Linked DNA regions of Homo sapiens: region 2 is linked to region 1. Evidence: chromatin loops called from intact Hi-C (ENCODE). Cell type or tissue: heart right ventricle. All regions are shown on one strand.

Region 1 (8,000 bases):
GATGATGGTCAGGTTATTCAAGATAATGATTATGTTTTCTAGATGATTTAAAATGAAGTTCAACTTTTATTATCTTCCCTATAATGATATTTGTAGTCTTTATGTTCAATAACAAGCTGTCAGGCTGCCTCAGTTTAAGCCAAGGCATTTTCTTATCAAAACCCATCACAGAAAAAGATACAATCATGAAACCACAGATTCTTGTAGCTCTTCACAGTAAACTTTAACTATGAATAACCTCTTGGATTATTAGCCGATTGTGATTACATTTATATTATTTGCTCACATGCTTTGTCACTTTAGAGCCCTGAAAACCCTGTTCATTGTTGCTAGGAGATGGGTGGCTATGGCAACAGTGTGGGTCAGAGCCAGATGGAATGCCTAAAGCATAATCAGGTTTAGGCTTTTTTTTGATCTCCAAATGACTCCATGGCAGTCCTGAGCACGGAAGCCCCAAATCACTGCCTCTTCAGCTTGTTTCAAAAGGTATGCCACATGGTTTCTCCTCACACATCAGCTCTCCCCATTAACAAGTGTCTTTCTGGTGCTTAACTAGACACCAAGAGTTGTCTGAAAAAGAAAAAAGCTGGATAACAAGGGGGATTATCACTATTTAACTGTGTTTTCATACTGTTATTAATTTAGTTCAGATCTAGTGCCATATGCTTCTCTTCATCATTCCACTGAACTCCTAGTGACTTTCATGGAAGTTCCACACAAAGAATGAGGGCGACATATGGTTCTAATAGTGGTTTGTTCATTCCTCTAAGATTGATGGGTATTTTAAAGACATTAATCATTATATTTAAGACACCCTTTAATTTCTTCAGAAGGCCGGATCTTCACTGATTTATAGGAGTCCTTACCACACAGCCATACCTATTTTGCTTTTCTTTTAAAACTTGGCATCAAGAGAAAAATATTGACATGTTCCTCTTATAATAAAGTAAAAATGTAACAAATTAAAGTTATAAATAATGGTAGGAATTTATCTATTATTCTAAAAATAACTTGTTTATTGGACCACAAAAGTCCTAAGCAATTTATTCATCATTTTCATTGTGTCTTTCTTCCTCAAGAAATTCCCCCTCTTACCTACAACAAATCCACACTCTGGGCCTCGTCTTCTTCCACCTGGACCCCATCAATCCAGCCAGCATAATTTATTCCCCTATACAAATCTTTCCTCTGATCAGATCAGAAGAATTATCTCATTACCTCTCCCTTCCTAGTCTCACCCCTTGCAACTATTCCCTCACACAGATTATCTCTATTTCTGTATCTTTGCTCCTGCCATGTCCTAAAATGCCTTTTTCCATCTTGAATACTCATATTTGTTCAAATATTTATCAGGTACCCTCTAGGTACCTGGCCCCTGTGCTAGGTGCTAGTATCTAAAAAGAGCATAATGAGAGCTCCACACTATCTAACAAGGGTAACGGGATTCATAAAATTTAACAATGGATGTTGTTTTTGAAGTCACTTCTTTACTACATGCAAGACTCATTTAGACACTATTCCTTATTTAGTGCTCATAATAACCCTATGTCGTTATTATCATTCACAACCAACAGATGAAGGTACTCAGGCTCAAGAGTGTAAAGGATTTGCCCAAGGTCAAAGGGCCCAGTAGCAGCAAAATGAGATTGGAACCGAGGTCTGTCTTACTTCAAAAATGATACCAATTACTCCATTGTTGATGAGATATTTCAATAATGTAAATGTGTATTATTCCAGGCTAGAAGCCACTAAGGGAGACAGTGATCAGCTCCATTTGGGAGGGTCAGGGAGGAGTTCCTAGGGACAAGGATGAAGTTAACTTATAAATAAGGAGTTTGACAGTGAACATAGTAGAAAAAGGACGTTTTAGGACAGGAGATAAATGATAAACTTAGAACTTAAAGCCCTTTTTAGCTTCTTTTGATATCAATCCTCTCCGTTCTCCCATTTTCCTTTCTCAAAGTGCAAGTCAATACCTACCACTTCCATAATGCTGCTAATCTGCGTGTTAACCCTTGTTCATCTCTTTCTCTTCTAAACCCTGATGCCACTTGTTTTGCAGCAGCTCCTTACACCTTTATCAGATACTGTCTTGTGCTGCTCTCAGTTTTCCGGACCATACAAACGTGGAGGGCAACGGTCACACCTTTGATCTATTTTGTATCTTCCAAAGCTGTGTCAGAAACATAGTAGATGATCCATGCATGCCACTTCTTGGCCATAACTCTTCACATCTGTGTTTGGCTTTATAGTTTGTAAATTCTTTCATTTATGTAGTCTTCTTAGATCCTCAAGATAACTCAGTGAAGTATGCTTGCTTGCTGTTTTTAATCTCAACTTAACAGATTTAAGGAAATGGTAATTGAATAGGTAATTGCAAAACCCAGGGTCACCCAGGTGATAAATGATACATCCAGGAAAAGAATGTGTTCTCTCCCCTATGCAAATGATTGATAGGTGGATTGACTTCCATGCTTTAGCAGATGTGTCAAATTTCACATCCGCATTAACACTTCTAATCCTGTAACGTAATTCTGTCTTTTTATAGATGTCAAACTGGTTTTATCTCAGAAAAGGGAACTGCAAAATACTTTACTTATGCTATCAAACCATTTTGATAGTTGAACCTTGAGCAAAAAAACAGATTTTTGAAATTGTGTGTAGAGTAGCATAGTGGCTAGTCTCATTCACATGAGATTCCTGGAAGAACCAGATTAACAAGCTTCGTACTGACTGTAAACAGCAGGTGAGTATTTCTCAGCCATCTGCTGACTTATCCAGTTGAGAGCCCTTGAGAAAGTCACTAACATGATCATGAATGGCATGAATGGTCCTGTGCATTAATCAAAGACTGCAGAGAAGTAACCAAATTAGGCTCTCCCTACTGAAAGCTGGGTGCACTGCCAAAGCCCAGAGGGAGGGTACAATATAGGATAAAATGTCTCCTTTATTCAATGCAAAACTTGCTTTTCCTAAAACGAAAATGACTCTCAGCTAGTGGCCCTAAGACTATCCACTAGCTGTAGTGTGTGTTCACAAACACACTTCCTGAGTGAAGGCAGGAGTCCTAAGTAAGACCTTTACAGGGTCTTCTTGGCAAAACACTGTTTTATACCATTAGAAGTGAAACCTGAAATTTCCTTGACATCTTTAAATAGTAAGCCAGCAGGTAAACATGTTATAAAGCATTCCCTGAGTCTCAGAGGGCTTCTTGGATCTTCCATCTAGCCTTCTCTTCTGCCCCTGACCCAGAGACAATTCTCCAACACTGACCACTGGGACAGAATTCAAAGGAGGTATATAAGTTCCACTTACTGGTGATTTTGTTTAGCAGTGTGTCTGCATTTAACACTTTCTGCCCCCATTCCCTTCCTTCTCTGTTCACATTATTCTGCACCTGCTGTTCTATCTAGCCAATATATCAATTTCAGAGGAGGAATTTGTTGTGGACATTCTTTTTTTTTTTTTTTTTAGACTGAGTCTCACACTGTCACCCGGGCTGGAGTGCAGTAGTGTGATCTTGGTTCACTGCAACCACCGCCTCCCAGGTTCAAGCAATTCTTCTGCCTCAGCTTCCTGAGTAGCTGGGATTACAGGAGCCAGCCACCACACCCAGGTAATTTTTTGTATTTTTAGTAGAGATGGGGTTTCACTATGTTGACCAGGCTGGTCTCGAACTCCTGACCTCGTGATTCACCTGCTTCGGCCTCCCAAAGTGCTGGGATTACAGGCGTGAGCCACCATGCCCAGCCCAGGCCTTTTGTTTTAATCTCCCTACAGCCCCCTCTCCAGAATCTTGGTGCACTACTTTATGTATAATATATGTTTATAATATTACATAAATAATATTCACTAAAGGTAAGACTGTATTTAATTGAGGGGAAAGAAAAATAAAATTAATTAAAATTGGTTTTTAAAAGTATGAAAAATATCCAAACTCACTAGTAGACGACAAAAAAAGTCGTCTTCTTTTATAGTAGACAAAAAAGTTATATACAACTTTTCCCCTACATACTTGGCAAAGATTTTTAAATTTCTTTTTTCCTTCTTTTTAAATTTATTTTTTATTTTGTAATGTGACTTCTCAGTAGTACATGCAAGAGTACCATGACCCAGGACTGCAAAAGTCACTTTATAAGTAAATTGCCAGAAGTTATTCAATCTTGATCAAATTCTTAACGGCATGCTCTTCTTGGTTTCATCACCAGATACCTGCCCCAGAAATCTCACATCTTATCCTGGACTTTGTCACAACAGCTTTCTAATTTTCACCTGTTCCAGTCTCTTTTGATTCTGGTGGTGATTTATTCCTCTCTACTGGAGTTCTCAGCCATCTAGTCCATACAAACTGCACCAAAACACAAGAGAGATCAGAGCCCCGCTTTGTACATGGCCCGCTCCCCCGTCCATTCCAGTTTCCTGCCCTCTACTGGCCATGACGGTCATCACAGTGCCCTCCTCATTCCTAACTTTTAAATACACTTGAGACCGCCTGATTAATCTTGCACTAAGAAAAACAAAACAAAACAAACAAAAAACAAAAACAAAACACTCACATACAATGTTTTTAATGCTTGAAAAGTACCGGAACAATTATTTTTTCAACCAATGTAACCCAGGTGTGGGATATTTTGGGGATGGGGGTGGCAGGGAGAGGAGGGGTGAAAATCCTCCTGTATCCGCAAATAAGTTATTGGCAGAAAGGCATTAACGTGACTTACAAAGACTTCAATTAGTTCTCAAAATACCTCTTTCTTACACTGCCTTCTCTGCAATTTTTTTTCAATGAAGAATACATTGTGTTCTTCCTTGGAAGGCCACGGAAGCAAGAAATGAGATGAAAGCCGCACACGTAGTGTGCATCCATGTTACCTTGGAAATTATTGAATGTGCTTCTCCCCGAGTTTCCTTTCCTTTGAGTTTCAAGTTGTTATAAATGTTACTTTCCATAGACTACTAAGGATCTCTTTAAAGTGACCTGTCCATTTTCAAATCATCAAACCTATTTTTTAAAGATGGCAGGAATATTTTGTCACAGCATTTAAAAATACATCTTAATAGAACTATTACAGTAGCGTGCATGGCTGAGTTTTCTAAATTGCATTCTGCAAGTCTCATTTTTATTTATGTCAAATTGAAAATACAAATTGTAAATACAAATGAAACTTCTGTGGTCTGAATGTTTGTGTCTTTCCAACACTCTTAAGTTGAAATTCTAACCCCCAAAAAAACTTACCACGGGAGGAGACAAGATGGCCGAATAGGAACAGCTCCGGTCTACAGCTCCCAGCGTGAGCGACGCAGAAGACTGGTGATTTCTGCATTTCCATCTGAGGTACCGGGTTCATCTCACTAGGGAGTGCCAGACAGTGGGCGCAGGTCAGTGCGTGCGCGCACCATGCGCGAGTCGAAGCAGGGCGAGGCATTGCCTCACTCGGGAAGCGCAAGGGGTCAGGGAGTTCCCTTTCCGAGTCAAAGAAAGGGGTGATGGACGGCACCTGGAAAGTCGGGTCACTCCCACCCGAATACTGCGCTTTTCTGATGGGCTTAAAAAACGGCGCACCACGAGATTATATCCTACACCTGGCTCGGAGGGTCCTACACCCACGGAGTCTCGCTGATTGCTAGCACAGCAGTCTGAGATCAAACTGCAAGCGGCAGCTAGGCTGGGGGAGGGGCGCCCGCCATTGCCCAGGCTTGCTTAGGTAAACAAAGCAGCAGGGAAGCTCCAACTGGGTGGAGCCCACCACAGCTCAAGGAGGCCTGCCTGCCTCTGTAGGCTCCACCTCTGGGGGCAGGGCACAGACAAACAAAAAGCAGTAACCTCTACAGACTTAAATGTCCCTGTCTGACAGCTTTGAAGAGAGCAGTGGTTCTCCCAGCACGCAGCTGGAGATCTGAGAACCTGCAGACTGCCTCCTCAAGTGGGTCCCTGACCCCTGACCCCTGAGCAGCCTAACTGGGAGGCACCCCCCAGCAGGGGCACACTGACACCTCACACGGCAGGGTATTCCAACAGACCTGCAGCTGAGGGTCATGTCTGTTAGAAGGAAAATTAACAAACAGAAAGGACATCCACACCAAAAACCCATTTGTACATCACCATCATCAAAGACCAAAAGTAGATAAAACCACAAAGATGGGGAAAAAACAGAACAGAAAAACTGGAAACTCTAGAAAGCAGAGCGCCTCTCCTCCTCCAAAGGAACGCAGTTCCTCACCAGCAACGGAACAAAGCTGGATGGAGAATGACTTTGACGAGCTGAGAGAAGAAGGCTTCAGACGATCAAATTACTCTGAGCTACGGGAGGACATTCAAACCAAAGGCAAAGAAGTTGAAAACTTTGAAAAAAATTTAGAAGAATGTACAACTAGAATAACCAATACAGAGAAGTGCTTAAAGGAGCTGATGGAGCTGAAAACCAAGGCTTGAGAACTACGTGAAGAATGCAGAAGCCTCAGGAGCCGATGCGATCAACTGGAAGAAAGGGTATCAGCGATGGAAGATGAAATGAATGAAATGAAGAGAGAAGGGAAGTTTAGAGAAAAAAGAATAAAAGAAATGAGCAAAGCCTCCAAGAAATATGGGACTATGTGAAAAGACCAAATCTACGTCTGATTGGTGTACCTGAAAGTGATGGGGAGAATGGAACCAAGTTGGAAAACACTCTGCAGGATATTATCCAGGAGAACTTCCCCAATCTAGCAAGGCAGGCCAACGTTCAGATTCAGGAAATACAGAGAACGCCACAAAGTTACTCCTTGAGAAGAGCAACTCCAAGACACATAATTGTCAGATTCACCAAAGTTGAAATGAAGGAAAAAATGTTAAGGGCAGCCAGAGAGAAAGGTCGGGTTACCCTCAAAGGGAAGTGCATCAGACTAACAGCGGTTCTCTCGGCAGAAACCCTACAAGCCAGAAGAGAGTGAGGGCCAATATTCAACATTCTTAAAGACAAGAATTTTCAACCCAGAATTTCATATCCAGCCAAACTAAGCTTCATAAGCGAAGGAAAAATACAATCCTTTACAGACAAGCAAATGCTGAGAGATTTTGTCACCACCAGGCCTGCCCTAAAAGAGCTCCTGAAGGAAGCACTAAACATGGAAAGGAACAACTGGTACCAGCCACTGCAAAATCATGCCAAAATGTAAAGACCATCAAGACTAGGAAGAAACTGCATCAACTAACGAGCAAAATCACCAGCTAACATCATAATGACAGGATCAAATTCACACATAACAATATTAACTTTAAATGTAAATGGACTAAATGCTCCAATTAAAAGACACAGACTGGCAAATTGGATAAAGAGTCAAGACCCATCAGTGTGCTGTATTCAGGAAACCCATATCACGTGCAGAGACACACATAGGCTCAAAATAAAAGGATGGAGGAAGATCTACCAAGCAAATGGAAAACAAAAAAAGGCAGGGGTTGCAATACTAGTCTCTGATAAAACACACTTTAAACCAACAAAGATCAAAAGAGACAAAGAAGGCCATTGCATAATGGTAAAGGGATCAATTCAACAAGAAGAGCTAACTATACTAAATATATATGCACCCAATACAGGAGAACCAAGATTCATAAAGCAAGTCCTGAGTGACATACAAAGAGACTTAGACTCCCACACATTAATAATGGGAGACTTTAACACCCCACTGTCAACATTAGACGGATCAACGAGACAGAAAGTCAACAAGGATACCCAGGAATTGAACTCAGCTCTGCACCAAGCGGACCTAATAGACATCTACAGAACTCTCCACCCCAAATCAACAGAATATACATTTTTTTCAGCACCACACCACACCTATTCCAAAATTGACCACATACTTGGAAGTAAAGCTCTCCTCAGCAAATGTAAAGGAACAGAGATTATAACAAACTATCTCTCAGACCACAGTGCAATCAAACTAGAACTCAGGATTAAGAATCTCACTCAAAACCGCTCAACTACATGGAAACCGAACAACCTGCTCCTGAATGACTACTG
Region 2 (8,000 bases), 360 kb after region 1:
CTTGGGAGCTTTTGTTTTTCTTCTTTAATAGTAGCATCTATATGGCTCTGTAGGATACGTCTCTGTCTGTTTTTCTATTTTATTTTTAAATAAAATAATCTCCCCTTTCCCATCCCCACCTTCTGACTTTATCATTTAAGAATTTACAAGGTAACAGACATTGCTGCAAACTTTACCCAATTCTGTTATTGTTTGCTTTTTTTCAGGAAAGGGAAGTGGAGGCTTAAACCTTGGTAATTTCTTTGCAAGCCGTAAGGGCTACAGTCGAAAAGGGTTTGACCGGCTTAGCACTGAGGGCAGTGACCAAGAGAAAGAGGATGATGGAAGTGAATCAGAAGAGGAGTATTCAGCACCTCTGCCTGCGCTCGCACCTTCCTCCTCCTGAAAACCAAGCTTTGATTTAGATTGAGTAAGATTTACCCAGAATGTCAGATTCCTTTCCCTTTAGCACGTTTAAAGTTCTGTGTATTTAATTGTAAACTGTACTAGTCTGTGTGGGACTGTACACACTTTATTTACTTCGTTTTGGTTAAGTTGGCTTCTGTTTCTAGTTGAGGAGTTTCCTAAAAGTTCATAACAGTGCCATTGTCTTTATATGAACATAGACTAGAGAAACCGTCCTCTTTTTCCATCATAATTCTAATCTAACAATGGAAGATTTGCCCATTTACACTTTTGAGACTTTTTGGTGGATGTAAATAACCCCATTCTTTGCTTGAACACAGTATTTTCCCAATAGCACTTTCATTGCCAGTGTCTTTCTTTGGTGCCTTTCCTGTTCAGCATTCTTAGCCTGTGGCAGTAAAGAGAAACTTTGTGCTACATGACGACAAAGCTGCTAAATCTCCTATTTTTTTAAAATCACTAACATTATATTGCAATGAAGGAAATAAAAAAGTCTCTATTTAAATTCTTTTTTAAATTTTCTTCAGTTGGTGTGTTTTTGGGATGTCTTATTTTTAGATGGTTACACTGTTAGAACACTATTTTCAGAATCTGAATGTAATTTGTGTAATAAAGTGTTTTCAGAGCATTAGCTGTCAGTGTATTTTCCAGTTTTTGCGTATTTGCAGATTTTACATACAACTTTTATAATAATTACACAAACCCACAAATATTAGTGAAACTTACTCGATGTCTTCAACTAAAAGAAATGTGTGTATTGTACAAAATTTAGAAGATACTTTAGCCAATATAAATTAAAAACCAGCCTGAGTTTACATAAATTTGTAAAGTCAGGCTCTTCTAAAATCCAAAGAGGGTTTTTGCCTATATATCAATCAGAGGATAAATACTTTAATAAAAGGTAATCACAGCTAAGTGGATACCTGTGTCTCAAATTACATATGCAAATGATCCATCAGTAGGGATCACTAATAATAGTTTTCCTTTTAAAAAATAATTTCAGGGCAGGTACAGTGGCTCAAGCCTATACTTCCAGGACTTTGGGAGGCCAAGCAGAAGGATTGTGGGAGGCCAAGCAGAAGGATTGTTTGAGCCCAGAAATTCAAGGCTGCAGTGAGCTATGATCAATCCACTGTACTCCAGCCTAGGCTACAGAGTGAGATCCTTTCTCTAAAATAAAATACAATTTCCATGTATCCATAGGAATATATTCATCTTTTACAGTGATTGCAGATTAGTTTTAAAACGTCTTTTTCGTAATTCGTCAATGCAAGTTAGTAAGAACCAGATAATTTTCCATTTTAAAATGATAGGAATCTAAAACTCTTTTTCAAAAATGCCAACCTGTTTTTCCGGCATCATAGTAGTTGGAATAATACAGATATAATTGACTAATCATAAAGTACATGAGAGTACAGAAGGGAAATTTGGAAACGGTAAGTCTGCTAGGGCATTACAATCCTGTCCTAGCACTCCACCTTTATTCTGCCAACCTGGGTTAATTAAAGATGGTAGCCTGGAAAGTAATGAATGACATTGACTTCAGGCAATCTTTCCACTGATTATTCTTGGCTGAACTTCATTTATCGAGTCAGAGAATGCACTGCCTGAGAAATGTCCCAGAGGAGTGAATCCTAGGCCTGGCCACAGTAGAATCGCCTGGAGAATTTAAGAAAAAAATTGTTGGGCACTCACTCTTTCCAGTGATCTTTATTTAGTTGGCTTACAATGGAATACAGGTATGGTTCATGTTTTTAAATTTGTCCAGGTGTTTCTATTGTGCAGTCACAGTTGAAAACCATTGTCTTCGAGAATAGCTATTCTATCTTGCCAGTTACAATAAGTGGATAGCTATATTTTCACATAAATTATAGTTTACAGATGTTTGGAGGGGGAAGACAGGATCTGAGGTGTTTTGATATGACTGTTAGCACCAAAATCTGAATGCCTTAATTGTTGAATGTGTTAAATTGGATAATTAAAATGGGCATAAATGACTTATTAAAAAAGCAAAGGGAAACAGCTGTGCTTTCATTTTTTCTTCTATTAAAGTACCTTGAAAATTTGATTTGGGAGAGTTAAAAGAATAGCTTGTCATTCACTGAATTGGCCCTGAATTATCATTTGCATAAAATCTTTTGTTCTAAGCTTTCCTCTTTAGTTTATTAAATCAGCATATTATTTTTCAAAATTACCGTGCATCTTTTAACTCTCATCCAGATGTTATATAAAATCAAATATTTAGGAAACTGAATGACAATTAAATCCATAGAATCTGTATTAGTGCTTGTTTCCCAGACTGTCACCTACATGTAGCTCAAAGTTGATGTAGCCTGTAGCAATACGTCTCAAACTTTAATGTGGGTAAGAATCAACTGTGAGTACTTATTTTAGAAGTACTAATTTGGTCCCTTTCCCATAGTTTCTGATTCACTGCACTGGGTGGGTCCTAGAAATCTACATTTTTAAGAAGCATTCCTGGTGATTTGAATTCAGGTGTTCCATGGTTCATCTCCAAGAAACATAGTGCTACAGAGAGTAGCTGAACTTTAAAACATTCTTAGGCACAGGAAGTTAATATTCTCAAAGATGTGGTCTCTGTAGAGTGATGGTTAGGCCTAGAAGTCATCAACCCCAGTGCCTCAAACTCAATTCATGAAAAATCCCATATGCAAATTATCTTCAGGGCCAGAACTTAGCAGCAGCTTCTTCCTTTAGTCCCCTGATGCTCTTTATTCCACTAGGGAAATAACTTAGGTGCATAGAAAGGCCACTAGTGGCCTCCCTAGAGGCCTCCTTTTTATTTTTGAATCACATCTAAAGGCTAGAATAAGCAAATCTATTTGGAGTGTTTTTATAGTATCATGATTTAATTAAAAGAACTTAATCATTGATGATGGTAAATATGATTCCTGTTCATAGCCTTAAAAATTTTGAAACACCAAAACACAAAGATGTCTATCACATATCCAAAGTACTGATATAAAAAAAGGACGTGAATTTTTCTGGGTTTCAAAATTGAGTATACACTGTACTATCATACAGAAAGGATTTACCAATGAAAACCTGGTTTAAAAAAAGTGCTCTTATTCAGATATACCAAGATATAATACAAAATAGGAGCTTATAAAAAACAAGTATGACAATAGAACTCTTTTTGTTTTTGAACAAAAATGCATTTTATACAAACTCCCTTAAAATGAATAAGTCATATAAGAATGCTGTATTTGAGGACACCGTGCCAGTCTGGTGTTAGCTTCCAGCCCTCATTGTGGAAGGTGACAGCAGTCATGGTGATATTTGAGCAGATGAGAGCCAATGTGGGCATGTTGCTCCAGGGTATCAACAGGAACAATCCTGAGAAGCTGGCCACCCTGGAGTGCTACGTGGAGATGCAGGCCAAGGACACTGCCTATGATCTGGAAGCCAACCCAGTTGTCCTGAAGCTGTACCAGTCCAACCCAGTGTTTTTTCAGACCACGGACACTGCCCAGATCCAGCTGAAGGCCCTCACCAACCTGCCACATACCAACTTCACCCCGTGTAAGTGCATGATTGGCCAGGCACATCAAGAAGAGTGGCCATCTGACAGATTTTGTATCTCAAGGACCTGCTGGAGACCAGCCTCTTTCAGGCCTTCTGGGAAGCCCTGGATGAAAACGTGGACCTCTTGGAAGGTATAACTGGCTTTGAAGACTCTGTCCGAATGTGTATCTGCCCTGTCGTGGGTATCACTTACCAGCACATCGACCACTGGCTGCTGGCCGAGATGCCTGGGTATCTGTCGGACAGCCAGCTGAAGGTGTGGATGAGAAAATACACCTGGAGGGCTGATGAGTCCCAGCAGATCTTCATCTGTAGCCAGGAAGAGAACATTAAGCCCAAGAACCCTGTGGAGAAGATAGACTTTGACAGTGTGTCCAGCATCATGGCCTTCTTCCAGTAACTGCAGGTGTTTAATAAAGATTTGTTGACTTAAAAAAAAAGAATATTATATAATTCTTCATGCCTTCAAAATATACATATATTGTCTAGAAAACTGATGGGTAAGTTGAGTCCTTTCTGATGCTAGTTCTAGCCTCGTACTCCTTTGCCTAATAATTTTACCTTCTCAGCAGGAGATTTCTCATGATGAAAACTCCCTGTAGTTGTGATTCTCTGCTTTGTTTATTTGGTAATTAACTTGTCCTCTGTAATTGGAAGAGTGTCAACCATGCATGTAGCTAGAACAACACAATTGCACTGGTTCTTACAACTCACTTATACTTCCAGATAAGGAGACAGCACTATTCAATAGAATGGCCCAGTCTTAGCCATTCTTTTGAGTTTGCAAAGAACACTGGGTTAAGGTCAGAAAAGATCTGAAATTTTGAGTTCTAGATTTGATTATTTTACATACCATTGTCTTAGGCTTCTTTAGTAATCACAAACAAATTCAAACAGGTTTAAGAACTAAACATGTTCTTGTTATAAATTCTTGTTATTAAGAATTACTATATAATAAATGAGGAAAATAACAATTTATCAATAAAAAATATTATTGTTTGATTCATATAACTGAAAAGCCCAGGCATGGCTAGATCCAGAGACTCAGATGAAACAAACAGGATTTGGCTTCCCTCTCAGTTTGGCTTGCTTCTATATAGGGTTTACCTTCATTCAGACTCTCCACATATGTGGTAATGTCAGAGGATCCAGCCCGGATCCCATGCCTGCCAAGGGCAAGCCAGGCACAGAGCAGCAAGGGGTGCATGAGTGAGCGAGTATGGGGTCCGGCCACTGCGCACTGCCAGGTATGCTGGCTGTAGCAGGGCAGGTAGCTCTCAGTGCTGGCACAGGTACTGGCTCCCTGCAAGGCTGCAGCTGCACCAGGCATACCACAAATGGCTTCCACTGTGGGCACTGGGGAACGCAGTGGGGCCCAGAAGCTTGGAGAGGCCAGGAACTGCAGAGCCCCAAAGAGGGTGTCAACACCCTGGCTCGGGTGCTCCTAGGTCTGGGCTCCCTGAAGGGCTACAGCTCATCCCTCCTTCTCTCTTCTCTCCTTCTTGTCACCCACAACGTGGTAAGCAAGGGGCATGTTTCAGCTCTGTTTGTGTTACCACTCTTCAGTTCTACCATTAGGCAGGTCCCGAGTTCTTGTCTCATGTCTGAGAAGAATGAGGTATGTGGCCATCTGGAGGGTGAGTAAGGTGAAGATGTGCTTTATTGAGCAAGAGTACAGCTCTCAGGAGACCCAAAGTGGGTAACTCCTTTCTGCAGGCAGTTCATCCCAATGAGTTCAGCTCTCAGTGGAGGGGCGACCTGGAGTGGGTGAGCTCCTCTCTGCAGGGAGGTCATCCTGACATCTGCTCAGCTCTCAGCTGAGAGGAGACCCACAGTGGGTAGCTCCTCTCTGCAGGCATGTCCTCCCAATGTCTGCTCAACTCAGCTGAGAGGAGACCCACAGTGGGTAGTTCCTCTCTGCAGGAAGGTCATCCTGACGCCCTAGTACAGCTGAGTCCAGGGTTTTTCTGGGCTTTGGAGGAGAGGAAGTACATGTTGATTGGTCCATGGGCAGCCACGGGCAAGTCAGATAAAGCACCATAAGTTCTCACTCTGGTCCACGGAACTGGCACTCTGGGCCTCAGGCTTCATGCCATCCCAGGCCTGAAGGTGGAGCTTCACCAGGGACCTGCCCCTTTCTGCCCAGAAGCCTGTCTGCCTCCCTCCGCCATCAACCTGCTGTTCACCCAAACTGTTTGTGCCCGGAGCACCTGCAGGCTTGTGCCAAGCCATCCTCAGCAACCTCCCAGCCTCCCTCCTGTGCTCATTAGCACCCAAAATCCAGAGGGGGCCAGAGTGGCAGGGGGCTGGCATGTCAGCACTGCTCCTAGCATGCACACACCCAGCCAGGTCATGACAGCACCTGAGCTTGGCCTCATCTTTGCTCCAAAATTGCAGTGGGTGCCAGGAGCAGGGAAAGGCCAGGCAGTGAAAGCAGGTATTTCTAAGCCTGTGGGGGCAAGAAGGGCTTCCTAGGTCCCCAACAGTGCAGAGATGTCTAGGTCCACAGCTACGGCTGGGTGGTTACAGCCCCCTCCAACTTGGAAGGGGGCGGGGCTTCTGCTTGTTCCTGGCTCCTGTGTTCCAGGGAGCATGCAGTCCTGACTCCGCCTCCCCCATGGCAGCCAGCATCATGGCAGCCTGCTCCTAGACCGGCCACGGCTGCCATCAGTAATAAAGGTGGCAGCCAACAGTTCTAGGTTTAGATGCTACCAGCATTTACTCTGACATATATGGTTTCTCTTTCCAAAGAGTTCCAATACACTAACTGGCCTGATTTGGTTCGTGTGTATCTTAGTCAATTTTGTGTTATTATAAAATAATACCTGAGGCTGGGTAATTTATAAAGGAAAGAGGTATATATGTCTCATGGCTCAGCAGGCTATACAAGAAGCATGGAACTGGCATCTGCGTTTGGTGAGGGTCTCAGGCTGCTTCTGCTCACTGTGGAGGGTGAAGGAGAGCCAGCATATGCAGCAATCATATGGGGAATAAGGAAGCAAGAGAGAGAGGAGAAGGTGTCAGTCTTCTTTTAACAACAGGCTCTGGAGGGAGCTAATAGAGTGAGAACTCACCCCAAAAGAGGGCATTAATCTGTTCATGGGCGATCTGCCCCCATAACCCAAACACTTCCTATTAGGTCCCACTTCTGAACTTGGGGATCAAATTTCAATATGAAATTAGGTCAGAACAAACCATATCCAAACTACAGCAATGTGCCAACCCCAGAACCAGTCACTGGGGCCAGGGAAAATGTGATGCTGGATTAGCCAAGCCTCCATGGAGCCAGGGACACAGTCACGTTCCACAGTAACTACATTGATGATTCAGAAAGATTGGTTTTCCCCAAGGAAACATAGGATACTATTGCTAGTTGAATAAGAGCAGATTCTATGGAAGAAAAAAGAGTGGATATTCATTACTGTTATATTGGACCTTAACACTTAACCATAATATTTCTCAGATAATGGGGTTTAATGTAATAGCTATTTGTGTAATGTTTAAATTATTACATTAAAAAGAGACATTTTATAATTAAGTCTATACTAATGTATTTATGAAGATAGCCTCAAGGGGTCCCACAAACAATATTGAATACAAGAAGAAATGTTAAACTTTGTTTTGTTAAAATAACAATGAAAACCAAAAAATACATACACGTCCAAGAGTAGAGATTTGAGGCTTAAAAGCTATCTTTATACTATGATATCTACCCAGAAAAAGGTTGATAGAAACATCCAGTCAAAAAAAGAGACAAAGTGATCAAGAACCAAAATTTGATGTTCAGTGAATACTACTTATTGTGAAACAAACATGCAAGCAAATTACGGTGTTCTGTTGTCTCCACTTTTTACTTTGAAAATTTTAAAGCTACAGAATTATTGAAGACTTACAGTGAACACCCATATATTCCTCACTTAAATTTATAGTGCTTAACATTTTGCCATATTTTCATTCTCTCTCTCATAGATACACACACATATGTGTACATACACACTAGTTTGTTTACTTTCGCTGAACCATTTGAAAATAAGTTGCATTATGTGCAA

What was found. Peaks named below come from ENCODE experiments on the same cell type or tissue, not always from the same donor. Only the 100,000 strongest peaks of a DNase experiment are listed, where the experiment ranks them.
Region 2: it touches region 1 in a loop (2.7-fold over the local background); 57 of 110 quality-filtered maps call a loop at or near these places.

What each region holds. Positions count from the first base shown.
Region 1 is chr5:102,665,991-102,673,990 of GRCh38, forward strand. LINC00491 (long intergenic non-protein coding RNA 491) reads right to left here and starts at 5,474. Exons shown (of 2, transcript NR_103756.1): 1 at 5,237-5,474. LOC105379104 (a long non-coding RNA gene) reads left to right here. Exons shown (of 4, transcript XR_948632.4): 2 at 1-486. RefSeq lists an enhancer at 1-2,209 and a silencer at 4,351-4,450. In heart right ventricle, a CTCF peak has its summit at 4,429 (motif pointing left); a DNase peak (open chromatin) is centred at 4,416.
Region 2 is chr5:103,028,681-103,036,680 of GRCh38, forward strand. It overlaps PAM (peptidylglycine alpha-amidating monooxygenase), which reads left to right. Exons shown (of 26, transcript NM_001177306.2): 26 at 207-1,036. The coding sequence ends at 385. It also overlaps the pseudogene EIF3KP1. Among named protein-coding and RNA genes, the nearest start is that of GIN1, 87 kb to the right of the region's middle. RefSeq lists an enhancer at 1-409. In heart right ventricle, a CTCF peak has its summit at 3,182; no DNase peak of the experiment used is centred here.